Linked DNA regions of Mus musculus: region 2 is linked to region 1. Evidence: chromatin loops called from intact Hi-C (ENCODE). Cell type or tissue: left cerebral cortex. All regions are shown on one strand.

Evidence for each region. A loop is a pair of places that touch in the nucleus more often than their neighbours do. Peaks named below come from ENCODE experiments on the same cell type or tissue, not always from the same donor. Only the 100,000 strongest peaks of a DNase experiment are listed, where the experiment ranks them.
Region 2: it touches region 1 in a loop (4-fold over the local background); 6 of 42 quality-filtered maps call a loop at or near these places.

The regions. Positions count from the first base shown.
Region 1 is chr11:97,485,497-97,493,496 of GRCm38, reverse strand. Arhgap23 (Rho GTPase activating protein 23) reads right to left here. Exons shown (of 19, transcript NM_021493.2): 16 at 3,384-3,425; 17 at 2,267-2,363; 18 at 415-446. It overlaps 4933428G20Rik (RIKEN cDNA 4933428G20 gene), which reads left to right. Exons shown (of 3, transcript NM_001289118.1): 2 at 83-899; 3 at 2,360-2,714. The coding sequence starts at 723. The coding sequence ends at 2,488. Among named protein-coding and RNA genes, the nearest start is that of 4933428G20Rik, 11 kb to the left of the region's middle. In left cerebral cortex, a CTCF peak has its summit at 3,742 (motif pointing left); a DNase peak (open chromatin) is centred at 3,732.
Region 2 is chr11:97,694,761-97,702,760 of GRCm38, reverse strand. It overlaps Pcgf2 (polycomb group ring finger 2), which reads left to right and starts at 3,113. Exons shown (of 10, transcript NM_001163308.1): 1 at 3,113-3,225. n-TNgtt8 (a tRNA gene) reads left to right here and starts at 239; the gene lies at 239-312. In left cerebral cortex, a CTCF peak has its summit at 3,778; DNase peaks (open chromatin) are centred at 6,928, 7,232, 7,424, 7,736 and 9 more places; H3K4me3 peaks cover 4,038 bases; H3K27ac peaks cover 3,226 bases.

The DNA of each region.
Region 1 (8,000 bases):
CTCGTGCCACCATTCTCAGCTTGCCTAGGGACCTTAAAACATTTACCACAGCAGACATATTGCTGTTGTTTTCATTTTACAGATAAGGAAGCTTCAATTCAGAAAGAGTCACCCAACATCATAAAATAAGTAGTAAAGTCAGGACTTCTGCCACGAGAGCTGTTCTCAAGTCACGCTGCTCCTCAGCTACCGCAACCCGAGACCACCAGCCTCTTCTACATCAGATGCCTTCCACGCACCACCAGGGTCAGCTTCTCTCCGCTCCCCATCCCTGCCCCTAGACACTCAGTATTTCCCAACTTCCATCCCACCCTCAACCCAAAAGCCCCCAGTCCAACTTCCGTCCTCTTGACCACAAACTACAGTGGGCTGCCTTGTCCAGGCAAACCACATTTGGGAAGCCATGGTACTAACCTTGGACTTGGCTGAGCTACAGGTGGTGGAATCTGCTGGCAAAAGAAAGAAAACTGAAGTTAGACCAAGAAAGATCAAAGGTTCAAGGGTGAAGGCCTTTGTTCTCCCCAGACCCTAGGAGGGCCACTGGCTCGGCTGGCATTTCCTATGGGTTGTCCCCATCAGAAGATGTTGTTAGCCACCACTTCTTTTAGAGGCAGGAAGTGACATCAGGCTGCGGGCCACTGAGTCTTCACTTGCCCAGGGTTAAGGACAAAGGGGGCTTTTTCTCTACATCTGGCTCCTCCTCTCCCAACCCCCCTGCCCCCATGACACTGAAGCACTGGAGAGAAAATGCCAGTTTCGGATGCAGTCCACAGAAACCACAATGGGGCGACACAGCACATCACAGATACTCTGAAGAGATGGAGACGACACAGTGCAGGAGGAGGTGTGTGCCCCACTCCCACCCCACGAGAAGGAAAAGGGCCCCACTAAGTTATCAGGTAACGAAGCAGAGATGAGGTGGGCGAGACACAGGTACAGTGGGCTGGTGGTAGAGCCGACATCAACCTGCCCTTAAGGGGCAAGTCCCCCTTTTAAACCCAGTCAAAACCGTCACACCCAAGGGCCTAGAGTGCCACTCCTTAATATCTCCAGAATGGAGAAGGAAATGGATAACAAGGCCTGGCAGTGCCCTCTCCGAGGCTGGAGAGGGAGCAGGTTGGTTCAAACCTGGTACGGAGCTGGTGCAGTTAATCCACACTTTCAGGCATGGCAGGTTAGAGCCCTCCCCAGCCCCCTCCCCCTGCAAATGGTGAGCAGAGCAAGAATGACTGACCACACGCGACACACACAGGACAGGCGGCAGCAGGTGATTACAAGAGACAGGGGGCTCCTCTCTGCTACTTTACCCCAGCCAGTATCTCAGAACTAAGGATGCTGTGAGGTCTTTCTCTGGGACAAGAACTGGACATGCTAGCAGGCAGTGAAGCCAGAATGTGAGATGAGCTGTGGCTGGGGCCACTCACTGCCTCTGAGCACAGAAGCTACCTTCCTCTAGCACAGGATTTCCAGGATGAGTGTCCAGAGCCTGAGCCGAGGCAGGGGTTGTCGTTTGACAATGGCTTCTGGGGTGGGTCCTACAGAGGCTGGGTCCAAACTCAAGTTCCCTCATCTTGGTCACCCTGAAGTGCTCCCACTGCACAGGTTGGGCAGGGAGCTCAGGGCCATCTGGTGGCAGGGCAAGGGGTCTGACTTCCTCCAAGAGGAGGCAGGGTGGAGCCAAGGGTCAGCTGTGGACCAGAGCTGCCAACTGCTATGTCAGGCTGGGGTTCCTCACTGCTGGGGGCGTGTCTTCCACTCATGCCTGCCCAGGCTTCTTATAATCACCGGCTACTGTTAGTGACCGAGGCCGCGCGCAACACCGCACTATACCCTTTAAATCTCCAACAGGTCCGCTGGAGGAGGAGGGCAGGAGAAGCAGAGGGAAGGGAGGATGGAGGAGGAGGGAGGAGATCAAGGGGGAAAGAGAGAGGAGGGACAGGGTAAAGGAGAGAAGGAAGAGAAATTAAAAAGAGGAATGTACGCCGCTAGCTGTAAAAATCAAGGGCTCAAGAGAGAAACCAGTGAAGAAGGCCAAACACACATCCCTGCCCAGCCCTGCCCAGCCCTGCCCAGCCCTGCCCAGCCCTGGGGAAGCTGAGTTAACAGCTAGATTTTCGCAGAGAAGAAGACCCTCGACGGCCCATCTTGGGGTGTTGCCAGGCCAGGGCCTTTCAGGGAGGAGACAGGGAAGATAAACATCTGGCCAGGCATCTGGGACCCTCAGAAAGGCAGAGTCTCCCCCCCCCAAACAGGTCCCTTAACTCACCTGAGCCTGGATCACTGGGGGGCACTGTCCTGCCAATGTTGGGCAGGAGGTACTCGATGTTGGGCACCGACTGTGGCTCCTTGTCATCAACAGGGGTCTGCAAGCAGAGGGAGGCGTCAGTCTCCCAGATCGTTAGCCCCCCCAGGCCTCTCAAGAAGTGGCAGCTTGATGACAGGGCTCATGTCCTCCATGAGTGGGGCTCTCTCAGTGGGGATGCCCTGAGAATAGGCCTGACAGATCTCCCACAGGCAGAAGCTGGAAGGCTCCCTCAGCTAAGAACATGGGCTTTGCTTCTCCCATCAGACTGGACTATCCTACATGCTAAATACTGGGTTTCTCGGAGTTTGACCTGTATCACCCCCATCAGACTGCTGTGTCTCCTCCGTCAGACTGTAAGTGCCTTGGGCCCAGAATCTTCCCTTGGTTAAATTTTTTTTTTTAAGATTTCATTTTTACGTTAACTTTTTTTTTTTTTTTTTTAGCTTTCGCGAGTAATTTAATGTCTATCACAACTAATTCCAGAAAAAAATTTCCACCCCAATAGGATTCTTTTAAAATTTCCACCCCAATAGGATTCTTTGTACCTCTTAAATATTCCTTCCTGGCCCCTCCCCCCCTTACGTTAACTTTTTATATGTCTGGGTAGTTTGACTACATGTATATATGTGCATCAGACTGCAACCCCCTCCCATATTTGGGATACAGATGGCCATGAGCTGCCACATGGGTCCTGGGACTCAAACCTAGGTCCTCTGGGAGAGCAGCAAATACTCTTAATCACCGAGTCATCTCTCCAGTCTCAGCATTCAATATATGTAATTATCTATGTCTGAGTGTGGCTTTGTGCACTTGAGTATAGTGCCCAGAGAGGCCAGAAGGGCCGGGCATCGGAAGTTCTGAACTGGAGGTGGTTATGAGAACTGGACGTGGATGCTAGAAACCACATTCACGTTCTCCGCAGGAACTGTAGGTAACCTTAACCTCTAAGCCTTCTCTCCTCCACCACACCCGTTTGAATCTTGCTGCACGCCCTCCCCAAGGAGGGTCATCTCAGACCAGACCACGCCCACCTGCTCAACACCTCAGACCAGACACCACCCACCCTCTAGTCACTTACTCTCTCTCCTTTGTCCTCATCATCACTGAAGAACCAGTCAGACTGCAGAGGAGACAAAAGACGGGGTGAAATTAGTGTGGAGGGAGCTGAGAGTTGTCGGCTTCTTAACCTTCAGGCTAAAGGACCCACAGTCCCAAAGGTGATCCCTCCTTCAAGTAAGTCCTAAGAGAGGAGGCTCAGGCAGCCTCCACGAGTTCTGAGAAACCCTTACAGGGAGACAAAATGAGACCACATGTGGGAAGGAACCGATCAGTGCTAGGGAGAGCCCACCACTAGCTTGCTACTGGTCCCGGGTGCCTCACTATGGTGTACGCCTCATAGCCAGCCAGAAAAAGCCTGGTCGGCAGCGCCCTCTAGTGGATGCTAGGTGCACTGATCGTGTTGGGGAACCAGAACACAGCTGGAGCTGAGGGTGCAGGGGCCTCATCTCCCACCATCCCCGGCTCCACACTGACAGCTGGGGTGTCACACTCTATCCAGTGAGAGAAAATGCCTGGAAACAAGTGTTAGCTTCCATCAGAGTCAGACAGGCAAGACCTTTTTCATAAATGCTAAACACACTTGACTCGGTGGTTCATGCTTGGGGCTAGAGAATTTATTTGCGTTCAAGGGCAGCCCAGACTACTATGTGAATTCCAGTCCAGCCCGGTTACAGAATATCCTGCCAATTAGAACGAGTTAAAAATACAAAGTGAACCCCCAGCCTCCGGAGTCCAGAGATTTGTACTGCTTACAAAGAGCTGAGCAACAAGGAATGAAAGTATTGTTTCCTATCTGTGCCACTTTGAAACCAGAAAATGTATATCCTGCTAAACTCTCATTTAAATTTAAGGATAATCCCAGGCATACTGGTGCATACCTACAATCCCAGCACCAGGGAAGCAGGAAGTAGGAGGCATGCCACACATTTGAGGCCAGCCTAGTCAGGCCAACTAGGGTTTGTCTCAGAAAAAAAAGGGGCAGGGGGAGGATTAATTTGTAGCATATATGCTGTCATCTTTGTCATCTTTCTTTTTTGAAAAAAGGTATCCTGTAGCCCAAACTAGCCTCCAATTCCTGGTCCTCTTGCTTCCGGCTCCCAGGTGCTTGGGTTATAGGTGTGAACCACCACATCTGGGTCTAAGATATCTTAAAAATACTGTAAGGACAACTGGCACCCGGGGAAATGGCTCCGTAAAGTGTCTGTTGCATAGCAATCAAGACCCCAGCACCCGTGGAAGGAGGCAGGCATGGCCTGGAGACACAGGCTTCTAACTCTGGCGCTGGACAGCAGAGGCAGGGGCATCCCAAGGTCTGCTGACCAGCCAGTCTAGCTGACTCGGTGAGCTCCGGGTTCACTGAGAGGCCTTGTTAAAAATGGTGCGGAGAGTGATAGATGCTGGATGTCTGTCAACCTCTGCTCTCCAGATGTGCACTAGCAGGCAAGAGGATCAGCGCACACAGAATACAGTTCATAGACTTGCAGGAGACTAAAAAAAAAAAAACTACCGTATCTGACTGAACAGATAAAAATTAGGCACATGTTCTGGGCAGTGGTGGTGCACGTCTTTAATCCCAGCACTCGGGAGACAGAGGCAGGCAAATTTCTGAGTTCGAGGCCAGCCTGGTCTACAAAGTGAGTTCCAGGACAGCCAGGGCTACACAGAGAAACCCTGTCTCAAAAAAAAAAAAAAAAGGCAGATGCTACAGAGATGGCTCAGAGGCTAAGAGCACTGGAGGCTCTTCCAGAAGACCCAGGTTTGATTCCCAACATCCACATGACAGCTCACGATCAGCTCTAACTCCATTTCCAGAGAATCTGGTGCCTTCTGGCCTCTGCAGGCATCGTACACACAATGGTCAGCAGACACTCATTCAAGTAAACACAAAAGTATTAAAAGATAAAAAGATATAGATGCAAAATGCTGATTCTTTCAGCAACTCAGTACACAAATCTCAACTAGTGAGCATGCATACTCAGGGCGTGGTCCTTGACATTAGAGAAGATGCAGTCTTCTAGAAGACGCACGAACCATTCAAAAACCAAATCTACCCTGGGTCACCATAATGGCTCCATAGTGCCTACACTCTGCAACCCATGTCCTCTCCTCACAATGCAGCAAATGCGAACTGGTTATAACTTTACACATAGCTCTCTGTGAAGCAGCTTTCTTTACAACAGCTAAGTCTTGAGGGCAGCCAAGCTGTTTGCTGTGGTTTGGACAAATCCCTCAAGGGCATCAAAGGCTTGGTCCCCAGGTGCCACTACAGGAAGGCACTTCAGGGGGTGGGGCCTTGTGGGTATACCCCAGAGGGGAGGGGAGGACCCAGCCTACCTTTCTCTTTGCTCCCTGGCTAATACGATGGGCAGTTTTACTCCTCCACACCCCAGCTACAATCACCATGTGATACCAGAGGCCAAAAGCAACAGAGACACTCACACATGAACCGGAAACATGGGAACTGTGAGCTAAAATAAACATATCTCAGCAGGAGGAGATGACCTCAGAAGTTTCACTCAATGACTGAGAGCTGACGTGTAACCTTTCAGTAGAGGATTACACAGGTAATCCATCATATATCCAGTGGGATATTATTCAGTATCAGAAGGAAACAGGCCAGGGATGGTGGTACATGCACGTAATCGCAGCACTTGGGAGACAGAGGCAGGAGGATCTGTGCAAGTTCCTGGTCAAATCTGGTCTATACATCAAGATCTTGTTTCAAAAGCAGACAAGCAAAATAACAACAACAAGAACTACTTATTGGACATGGAAAGACACAAGCTGAGGGCTGGAGAGATGGCTCAGTGGTTAAGAGCACTGACTGCTCTTGCAGAGGTCCTGAGTTCAATTCCCAGCAACCACATGGTGGCTCACAACCATCTGTAATGAGATCCAATGTTCTCTTTTGGTGCTGTCTGAAGACAGCTGCAGTGTACTTATATACATTAAGTAAATAAATAATCCTAAGAAAAAAGGACACAAGGAGACTCACTCACTCACAGCCATGGAGCCACTGCTGTGTCACGAGCGAGCCTCTGTACTAACAGTGTCCACACTGCTTGACTCAAGCCAGGTGACTTTGTGGACAAGGCAAACCCCAGGAATAGTGTGAGGGGGACTTGAGGGCAGGGTGTGCCGGATGGTCAGGGCTGTGGCGGTGATCTGTATGATACTACAGGGATGGACACATGTCACATGTCCCTCCAGGCCCACAGAGCATACAGGAGCGCACTCTAATGTTAACTATGTATGTCAGTAGGTAGGATGAGCTGTCGGGTTCTCGGAAGTGCTGGGTGTAGAACCAGGGCTGTGAACTGAGCTAGGGTCCGGAACACTCAGACTCTCTGACCTGTTCTCTGCCACACAGAGGTTCCATCTTTGGGGTATGTGGATGACAGAGCAGGGTCCATGTGGAGAACTCGGGGGTGTTTCTGTGTCTTCTGCTTAATTCTGCTATGAATCTAAGACCCCTGATAATGTTTAGAAAAAAAATGTACTTGCTAAGAGGTAAAATGAACTGAAGAAAGTCGTGGCCTTGCATCTGGTTGTCATGAAATAGTGATGACTGGACCAGATGTGCTGAGAACCCTGCTTAGGCAGCCAAGGGGGGAAACCCGAGAATCCTGAAGATGCAAGAGGTAAGAAAAAAAATCTCAAGTGGACAAAAATACAGAGCAAAGTGAAAAGACATTCAGTGTTTTTGGGGTGGTGGCTGAGACAGGGTCTTTCAATGTAACCCAGGCTGGCCTCAAAGTCACAGAAATCCTCCTACCCCAGCCTTTCGAGTGTCGGCATACAGGCTTGATTTACCAAACCATACTCAAAGATGTCCAAACCGATGCTTTGCACAGAGATAGGACAGTCCTTGACAAGTGTGATCAAGGCAAACGAAGATGGAGCTGGAGAGATGGCTCAGTGGTAAGCACTGGTTGCTCTTCCAGGGGTCCTGAGCTTAATTCCCAGCACCATATGGCAACTAACACCCATCTGTAACTCTAGTTCCCGGGGATCCCACACCCTCTGCAAACAGGTCGCGCACATACACACAAATACACATGAAACCAAAAACAGTGAGAGACAACCAGCTGAGCTGTGTCGGGCACGGGGCTCAGGGGAGTACTTGCTTTTTGTGGAGTTTGAGCTCCACAAAAGCATGAACCAAGCAAGAGGAAAGAGGATCAGGTTCAAGGTCATTCTGAACGTGCTTATTAGCAAGTTGAAGGCCAGTCTGCTACGTGGGAGACAAAGTCTCAAAATACAAAGATAGCACAATCCGGGAAGCCTGAGAACAAGGAGCCATGCCAGTCAGTGTGTCCCAAGTGAGAGCCCCAGAAGGCAGCTGTAAGTCAGAGAGCTGGATGCCAACAGTATGAACGTGGCCAGATTGTAGTGGTGCACATACCCTAGATCCCAGCACTCGGGAGGCAGAGGCAGGCGGATTTCTGAGTTTGAGGCCAGCCTGGTCCACAGAGTGAGCTCCAGGACAACCAGGGCTACACAGAGAAACCCTGTCTCAAAAAAACCAACAAACACTCTGAAAAGTGAAAGTGAGGTCTGCAGGAGGCTCCTCCGCCTCTGCAAGAAGCACAGGACTCCACCCTCAGTGCCAGTGGCTGTGGTGGAAGCGGATGCC
Region 2 (8,000 bases), 210 kb before region 1:
GGATAGCCTGGGCCAACGGCTCCAGGGCAGCCCAGGTGGGACGTGTGCATCCCTTGCTTTCCCTTCCCTTGCACAACCACTGTTCCCTCCGCCACAGCCTCGATTCGCTGTTCTTCGAGATCAGATTTTGTTCCGCTGGGTTTCTAAGCTACTGTAACTGCTTGCGTCGTGACTGGTCTTGCGCCATATCGGCTCAGTACTATTGACTCGGCTCTCTGCCTCACAAACAACTGTCACCGTCTCTGTGGCGCAATCGGTTAGCGCGTTCGGCTGTTAACCGAAAGGTTGGTGGTTCGAGCCCACCCAGGGACGGTCTCGGCCTTTTTTTTTTTTTTTTAAATCGCAAATGCTCCAAAGCCACATTCGGTACCGAGGTACCAGAAGCAATAATTGTGATACACCAACCCAGATGGTCACTGTATTTAGAAATCCGTCTATGGTCAGTGAATGGATCTATCCCTAACGTCTCCTCACCACCTCTCACTATTCTTTCTCCCAATCAGGATGACAGAAAGGCAAAGCCAAGTTTCTGTCTCACTGCCATGTTTAACAATGCAATTTTCCTTGGATTAAGAATAAATTTTGCTGCGGAGGTTGGACAGCTTCCCATTGTCTGCATCAGTGGACGATAGCAACTTGAAAGAGGAAATCTGTCCCGGTGGATGGAAACAGTCAGGAAAAAAACCACAGGAACAAAGTGAGGGATAAAAGAGTGGAAGGAGGAAGAACCTAGCTGTGATCTACAGAGAAAGGCATACCATGAGGGGGCCTAAGTAGACAGTGCGGAAGATGGGGAAATAAATACAGAGATCAACAAAGGGCATCGTTTGCAAGAGGGAGAGGTGTAAGGGACACAGAAGTAAAGCTACACAAAAGCAAGAAGGAACGACTCTCTCTAACTAGTGCCACCATTTAAAAGGGATTTTCTCCTTGCTCTTGTTTCCGATGGCAACAGATGCCCGTTGGTCCTTGCCTTGATGTTCTGGGTTCCTGTTCTCTGGGAACCTCTGATTTCTGACTGCTCACTACGTGTGGCAATCAACTAGAGGACAGGGTAAGCTACAGACTTGGTGGAAAATAAGCGCTCTTCATGTTCGCTGAGCACACTGGAGAAGGTGGGCAGGAGGAAGATGTGCAAGGGACTCTTTCCATCCGTTCTCTAGACATTTGGCTCAAAGGAAGTCTCTTGTGGACTCCCTCTTCTATGTTTGCAGATCACCTGGCGCTTCAAACATGGAGAAGGGACTTTTCCAGCTTATTGCCCTCGCTGGCCCTGCTCGGTGTCAAAGCCCAGCTTACCTACTGTGCCTAAAACAGTACTTGCCGTTGGCACAGAGAACTTTCGATGTTGGGACAGTTAAGTCAGCGGCTCTCCCGATGAACCACAGGGATTAGCAATATCCCAGCATAGATGATTTATTGGAGTCTTAGTGGGTGGTGGGTCTTCAGTGTGTCCCTACTCTCCAGCGGTTTCCTTGGAACTGGACCTTAATAATTGAGGAGCAAATGGATACCCACCCCAATAAACAAAAGGTAGCCAGGCAGTACCCTTCACGTTGAGCAATTGTGTTTGCTCTAGCAGAGTTCAAGATGCTGGGACACATGGGCCGTGATGACAGTGGGCGTGTCTAACTCGAGACCCCTTTCCACAGTAGCCTGTGAGCTCGTGGTACCCGATGTAGGGATTGGGAAGCAAGTGACCGATCCTCCCGGGGCCTCTTCCGCTCCCACTTGGACCACCCGATCTAAGCGGAAATCTCTTGCCTTTCCTTTACACCGTCATTCGGCTCTGCAGGCTGAGAGCTGAGGCTGGTGGGGTCACTGGGCGGACAGACTTCACAGGGCTCCTGATAAGCGGTCCAGTGTATAAAAGCACTCACTTCGGGACTGCTTTAGGCTTGGAACAAGGAGAGGAGGCAGGCTCGACAAAGATTCGTTCCTTACTCGAGCCAACCCACCAGGCGCTTAAAGGCTTTTCAGGCCGGATAATCGAGCTCTTTGGAGGGACAGTCACAGTGGCCACCCCCCAATAAATCATAAGTAACGAATCAGCGAAATCGAGCGACCTATTGAGGTCCACGGTTCTTGTGGTAACGCAGAATCGATTCGCTTCCTTGGCGCCGTCTCTTCTAGCTCTCCTTCCTACTCTGCCCGGGGCCCGGAGCCGCTGGGGACCGGAGAGCGAGCGCTGGGTGGAGCCGAGGGCGACAGTCGGAGTGGGCTGGCACCAGCCACCTTCGCGCTCGCCGGCCCCTCCGCGGCCGCGAGGGAGGCGCACCGGCGGCGAAAAGGCGCGCGTCCTCTCTCGACTCCTCGCTTCCTATTGCGTCGGGGCCTCTCGAATTCGGCTAGTTATTGTGTCTCTGGCTCGGCGCCCGAGTTCGTGTCTCGGGCTGCTCTCCCCGCCCCGGACTGCGTTCCATTCTTCTCCGCCCGAGCACGCTGAGCGCGCCAGCCTCGGCCACAGCCAAGCCCCGAGGCCACCGTGCGTTTCCCGCGAGGTGCGAGGACCCCGAATCGGTGTGGGGAGGCGGTGAGGTCACGCTCGGGGGGGGATCACACACGCACTTAGGAATCCCAAGGGATTCAGCTGGAGTGAGCGAACCTCACTCGGACGCGTGGCCAGCGGCGCCGCGTCCCCCGCCCAAGCGCCCTTTGGTAGCGGCGACGCACCGGGTGCCGCGAGACACATTTCCGCCCAGTCTGCATCTCACCATTTTCCAAGCTCCCCAGCTAGGGTAGGGATCGCAGAGTCGGTGGAAGTGGGGAGAACACACTTATTTTAGGAGGAGGTGGTGGTTTCATGACTGAAGGTAACACAATAGGACCTTTCCTCCGGGTTCAAGGGATCTGCTTGGATAAGAGGTGGTCTCCTCTTGGTTTGGGGGAAGCCCAGCGCAAGGCGGTGGGGAGCAGCTGAGCTAGCCTCTCCCCCTCCTCTTTCCCTCTCTGCAAACATCCTGAAGGAATGAGGTCACGTGGGTGAGTAGTGGGCGGGACCTACTCTTGTCTGGAGGAAAAAAGCCATTTTGCCCCCCCCCACGGCCCCTCCCCTCCCCTCTGGTCCCCTCCCCTCCCCAAGCTGCTCTTACAAACTCCTTTCTTATCATAGGTTTCTCCCCTCCCGCCGACCGAGCGAGCGACAGGGCTGTGGTCCCCCTCCCCTCCCTTCCCTCCCTCCCTCCCATCCCCCCCTCCCCGAGACCCACCGGACCCCGAAGCCAGGTAAGCGGACGCCGACTCGCGCTTGCCTCCTTGCTACCTCGTAAGCGTCTAGGGCTGGCGACCGGGACCCGTTCACCTTTCCCCGCAGACCCCAATGGGAGCCGGGAGCCCCGGCCTGGCCTGCCGCCCGCGTCCCTTCCCGCCCCGCCAGCCGCTGTCCAAGCTCGCCCGGTCCGCCTTTCTTTCTCTCGTTCCCGGTCTCTCTCTCTTTTTTTTTCCTTTCCTCCCTTCCAAGATGGCCGAAGTGGATTCCCCCTCTTAACGATTTGGAGTCTCCCTCGACCACCTCCTCTTTGTGCAGCAGCCCCCTGCTAAGACCCTGCTTGCGAGGTATCGAGGGGGAGGGTCCGGGCGGCCACGAGGGCTTTGGGGACATACGCTAGGGTGGGTCTCGCCCCCCCCTCCGCCCCCGACCCGAGGATCTCCACAAGCTGGAGCAGACTGTGGCTCGGCCCCTTCGAGTCGGGCAAGGGTCGCCTCCCGAGTGGGCAGTGAGCGTGGTAGACGCGCGAGGACTTGAGGCCCGGAGGAAGGGGACTTGGCTTTCTGGTGGCCGAGGGAGGGCGCCCTAACTCCTGGGGTCGGGATCTTGGGCACCTCCCCCAGAGGTCCCTTTCGTCCCGGTGCGAGGCGCCCCGCCCCCTCCCTGAACCACCTCGGCTGAGCTTTTCCCTACCTCCCTCCCGGGGCCCCACCAAACTTTGGCTCTAGGGAGGGAAGGAGTGGCCACTCGGTCACTGGGGGTGCCTGATCCTTTGACCTAGGCTTCGCGGGGAAGCAAGGGTGGAGGGGAAAGAACGGGAGTGAGGAGAGATTTAGCATGCTCTGTCTTTTCATGAGTGGCCAAGGGGTCTGATGAGCTGGCCCTTCTGCCACAGGAGGCGAAAAGGGAAGCGGCTACTCTTTTCTCCTTGAGCTCTGCCGCTGCTAGCTCTGAAACCCGGGGAACCCTGAGCCTGCAGACGCCCCGCGCCCTTCCTGACTCCCAGGGGCGTCTAGGCAAGCCCCCTACTCTTCCATCCCTCACTTCCCGGGTCTATCCAAAATTGCTGTGGTTGCTTGATCGAGAAGGGTGTGTGTATGTGTAAATTTAAATATGTTTAAGTATGTACAGGTGTTACCTAGAGCTGTCCCTGCGTCTTTGTCTCTCGTAGCCCCCGGCCGAGCTCCCGCCATCCCCCATGTTGCCTCAGTCTCTTTTGGTCTTCCTCTCGCTGAGGGAGGGGCTTCTCTTAGCTGGCTCTCACAGTCTTGGGCCTCCCTCTCTGGACTTCTTGCAGTTGTGCTGTTCCCGAAACTCATGACAACCCCACCCCCACCCCCAACATACACACATCCCTGCTCCAAGGTGTTATTACTGTAATCGGAGGAGCATAAAGCCAGCTCTGTTGTAGCATTTTGGTGGAGAGGTTTTCCCAGGGGTTCCCCTGGTTTGAGGTTGGGGCTTGCACACTTAGAACTGTGTTTGGAATAAGGCAGGAAACAGCCTCCAGGATCCAGTCCGGCTGTCGCGTCGCCTGATCCTGTTCAAGTTGAAGGCTTGGGAGGTGAGCAGGGGAGGGGGAAAGGAACTCCCTGAGTGGTTGATGGAGCTGTTGCCATGGGAATGGAGAGAGGCTGAAGTGGAAGAGGTTACATGTTATACAGGTCAGATGCCTACTGTAGCGCCCCCCTACCCCCACCCCGGACCCTATAGCGGAGTGGTGGTGGGGCGCTGACCTGTCTTTGTTGCTGGAAGACTTAAATTATAATTTGCCCTGAGAGGACTAGAGGTTCGCAGAAGGTTAATGTCTGTGGCTCCAGTTTCAGGCAGGGATGTGATGGGGTGGGTGGAAATGACTTCTGCATCTGTGGAGTAGGAGCCTGGCTCCAGCCTTGCTGTGTATGTGGTGGTGTGTGTCTGGCCAAGTGTCTGTCTGGCCTGTGTGCATGACCAGGCTTATCTGGCTCTGGGTGCTGGGGATGTAAGAGATGAAGGGGGTGTGTCTGGCTCCGGATGTGAGCATCTTACTGAGCTGCTGTCTGTAAATTCTTTATTACTGTTTTATTTATTCATTTATTTATTTATTTCTGTTTTCAGGAACTGAGTGGTAGGTCGAGGCTTCTATCTTTTTTCCATGCTAAGGGCTGTACCACTGCCAAAGGTTAGGAAAAGATAAGAGGGGCTGGTGAGATGGCTCAACGGGTAAGAGCACCCGACTGCTCTTCCGAAGGTCCTGAGTTCAAATCCCAGCAACCACATGGTGGCTCACAACCATCTATAAGGAGATCTGACTCGCTCTTCTAGAGTGTCTGAAGACAGCTACAGTGTACTTACATAGAATAAATAAATAATAAAAAAAAAGAAAGAAAGAAAAGATAAGAGATTTTGTGTCCTGGTGCAGAACCCCTCTGACTCGTACATGAACACATGAGATTTGCTTGCAGAGCTGGGTCTATGATGCCGGGAGGGGAACCAATGCTAGAAATTCATGTCTACATGCTATACTCTGGCTCGTTCTGGTTTCCATTGTGCCCTAAGTTTCCCCATCTGTAATGCGGAGGTGGTGTAAGGCATTAGCTTTTGCCTCCCATTCAGCAGGCCCACAGGATGGGCGTCTCAGCAGTCGCTCTCTGTCCTTCTACCCACCTGCTCAGCTCTTCCGCTGAGTCCGAGCATCGCCCGTTTTTTTTTTTTCTGAGTGACCTTGGGCAAGTCACATCTAAGTTTTTTTTCATCTGTAAATTGAGAAGACTTCACAACAGTGCTTTCAAAGATCACATGGAGTGGGGGCTGGTTAAGAGCCCTGACTGCTCTTCCAGAGGTCATGAGTTCAAATCCCAGCAGCCAGCCATCAGTAATGAGAAACAAAACAAACAAACAAACAAACAAACAAACAAACAAACAAACTATGGGCCTGAGCAAGAGAGAGAAGGGAAGGGGGAAAGAATTTTTTAAAAGATCCCATCCACCTCATTAGTCAAGTGCTAGGATGTGACCTTGAATGACCTCTCGTGGCCTGGGGCTTGATTTGATTTGGTGCACAGCAAGGCAAAGGGAGGGCTGTAGCTGGTGTCCCTGGAGGCTGCAGGACCCGCTCTCTGTGGTATCAGAAACCAATACCTACAGAAGAAAAGTCTAGTTCGTTGGAGAGATGTGGGATGTCTGTCCGCTGTAGGCTGGAAACATAGGGAGAGATCTGTGAGCCCAAATGGCCAGGGACTGGGTGCTAGATGCTGACCAAGCCCCTTTCTGGCCTGGGGCCCCTGGGAGCCAGGAGCTAGAGCCAGAGAGAACTACAGACTGGGGGCGGGGGCAGAAGGGGCTGTTGGAGGAATGTAGAAGGGACTGGGTTCTTCCCCGGCTCCATTGACACCAGTTCCAAATGGTCACCGCCCCTTTTCTGCTTCTTGGGAACTGTCTTTCACTTTTTCTTCTCTAGGCGCTTTGTGTCTCCCAGCTGTCCCCTCCGTAGTGTTGTGGTACACCATTCCCTTTCCTTGTCCTCCCCACCAGCACCTCAGCCCCCACCCACCCCCTGCATCAGGAAGGAAAGACCATGGTCCTGATGCTGAGCAAGGAAGTGGGGAGGGGATGGATGCTCTGGGGACTGGGAGCTCCTGTTTACCGCCACTCTTGGCACCTGCTGACAGGGCCCTGCAGGTAACCATGGCAATCAGGTGAGGAGCCAATCAGTGCCTCTCCCCGCCCCCAGCCCCAGTGGTGGCTTTCTGAGGCCCCTAGGGATGCGAATGGGGAGCAGGGAGGCTCTTTACTCTTAGGGGAGACAAGGAACCTTTCCATCCATAGCATCTCCTTCCCTTAGGGCCTTGGGCTTAGAAAGTGCTGGGGGCTTCTCTCGGATGAAACCTCTAAAATGACAGACTGTGTGGGGCTCCTGTGGCTTCTTAGGAACCTGTATCTCTTTGCAAATGAAGTGTGTGGGTGAAGAGCACATATATTCTTTCATGTGCGCCTGTGCATGTGTGCGCGCGTGTGCGCGTGCATGCGCACGTGCTGGGTTGAGGGGATTTATCCTAGCAGCCTGGATTCCCTGGCAGGATCCTACTCTGATATAGTCCGTTTCTGTCTCCGTGTGTGTCTCTGGACACAGGCACACACAAGGCAAGCAGTCACATGGAGTACCTTCAGAAGCCCAGACAGCACGTACACACGGTGGCGATTGCACACGCTCAAGGAGACAGCCACTTGGAGTTTGTTCTGTCCTCTGGATGGTTGTAATAATATTTGGGCTTCTTGCCAGAGACTGCGTTACCATGGAAACAACTAAACAGTAGAGTAGCCAGCAGCCTCTTTGAGATTGTGAAGGGGGTGCCCATGCAGGGGAGTACCAGCTAAGGCCACCTATAGGGGCAAGAACTCTGCTCCGGGTTTGCAGGTCAGGGAGGCTGGTCTCTGGGCCACCTCTGGCTGGCTTGTTCCCTTCTCTCATTTCTGCAACTTGGTGTCTGTCCCAAGTGTGGCCTTTTGTGTAGCTCCATCTATCCCAGCCTCTGGCCAGGTGCCCTGGGGCTTTATTAGCTGTCTGGGTTCTGGCCAGGCTCATCCTGGGGTCTCTATAGAAACTGCAGATCCTGGCTGTGAATTTCTTGTCCTAGAAAACCCTGTGTGGTGGCTTTAGAAATCTTTCTGGAAAAGAGAGAAGGGTGTGTGTTGTAAAGGAGTGGTTGGGGCTTGGCCAGCCTCTCAAGTCTCCTGGGCTTTTGCTCTGGAGGAGGAGAAAGAGGAGAGGTAGTAGCCCCTTCGGGCCAGAGCCAGAGCCAGCTTCGAACTG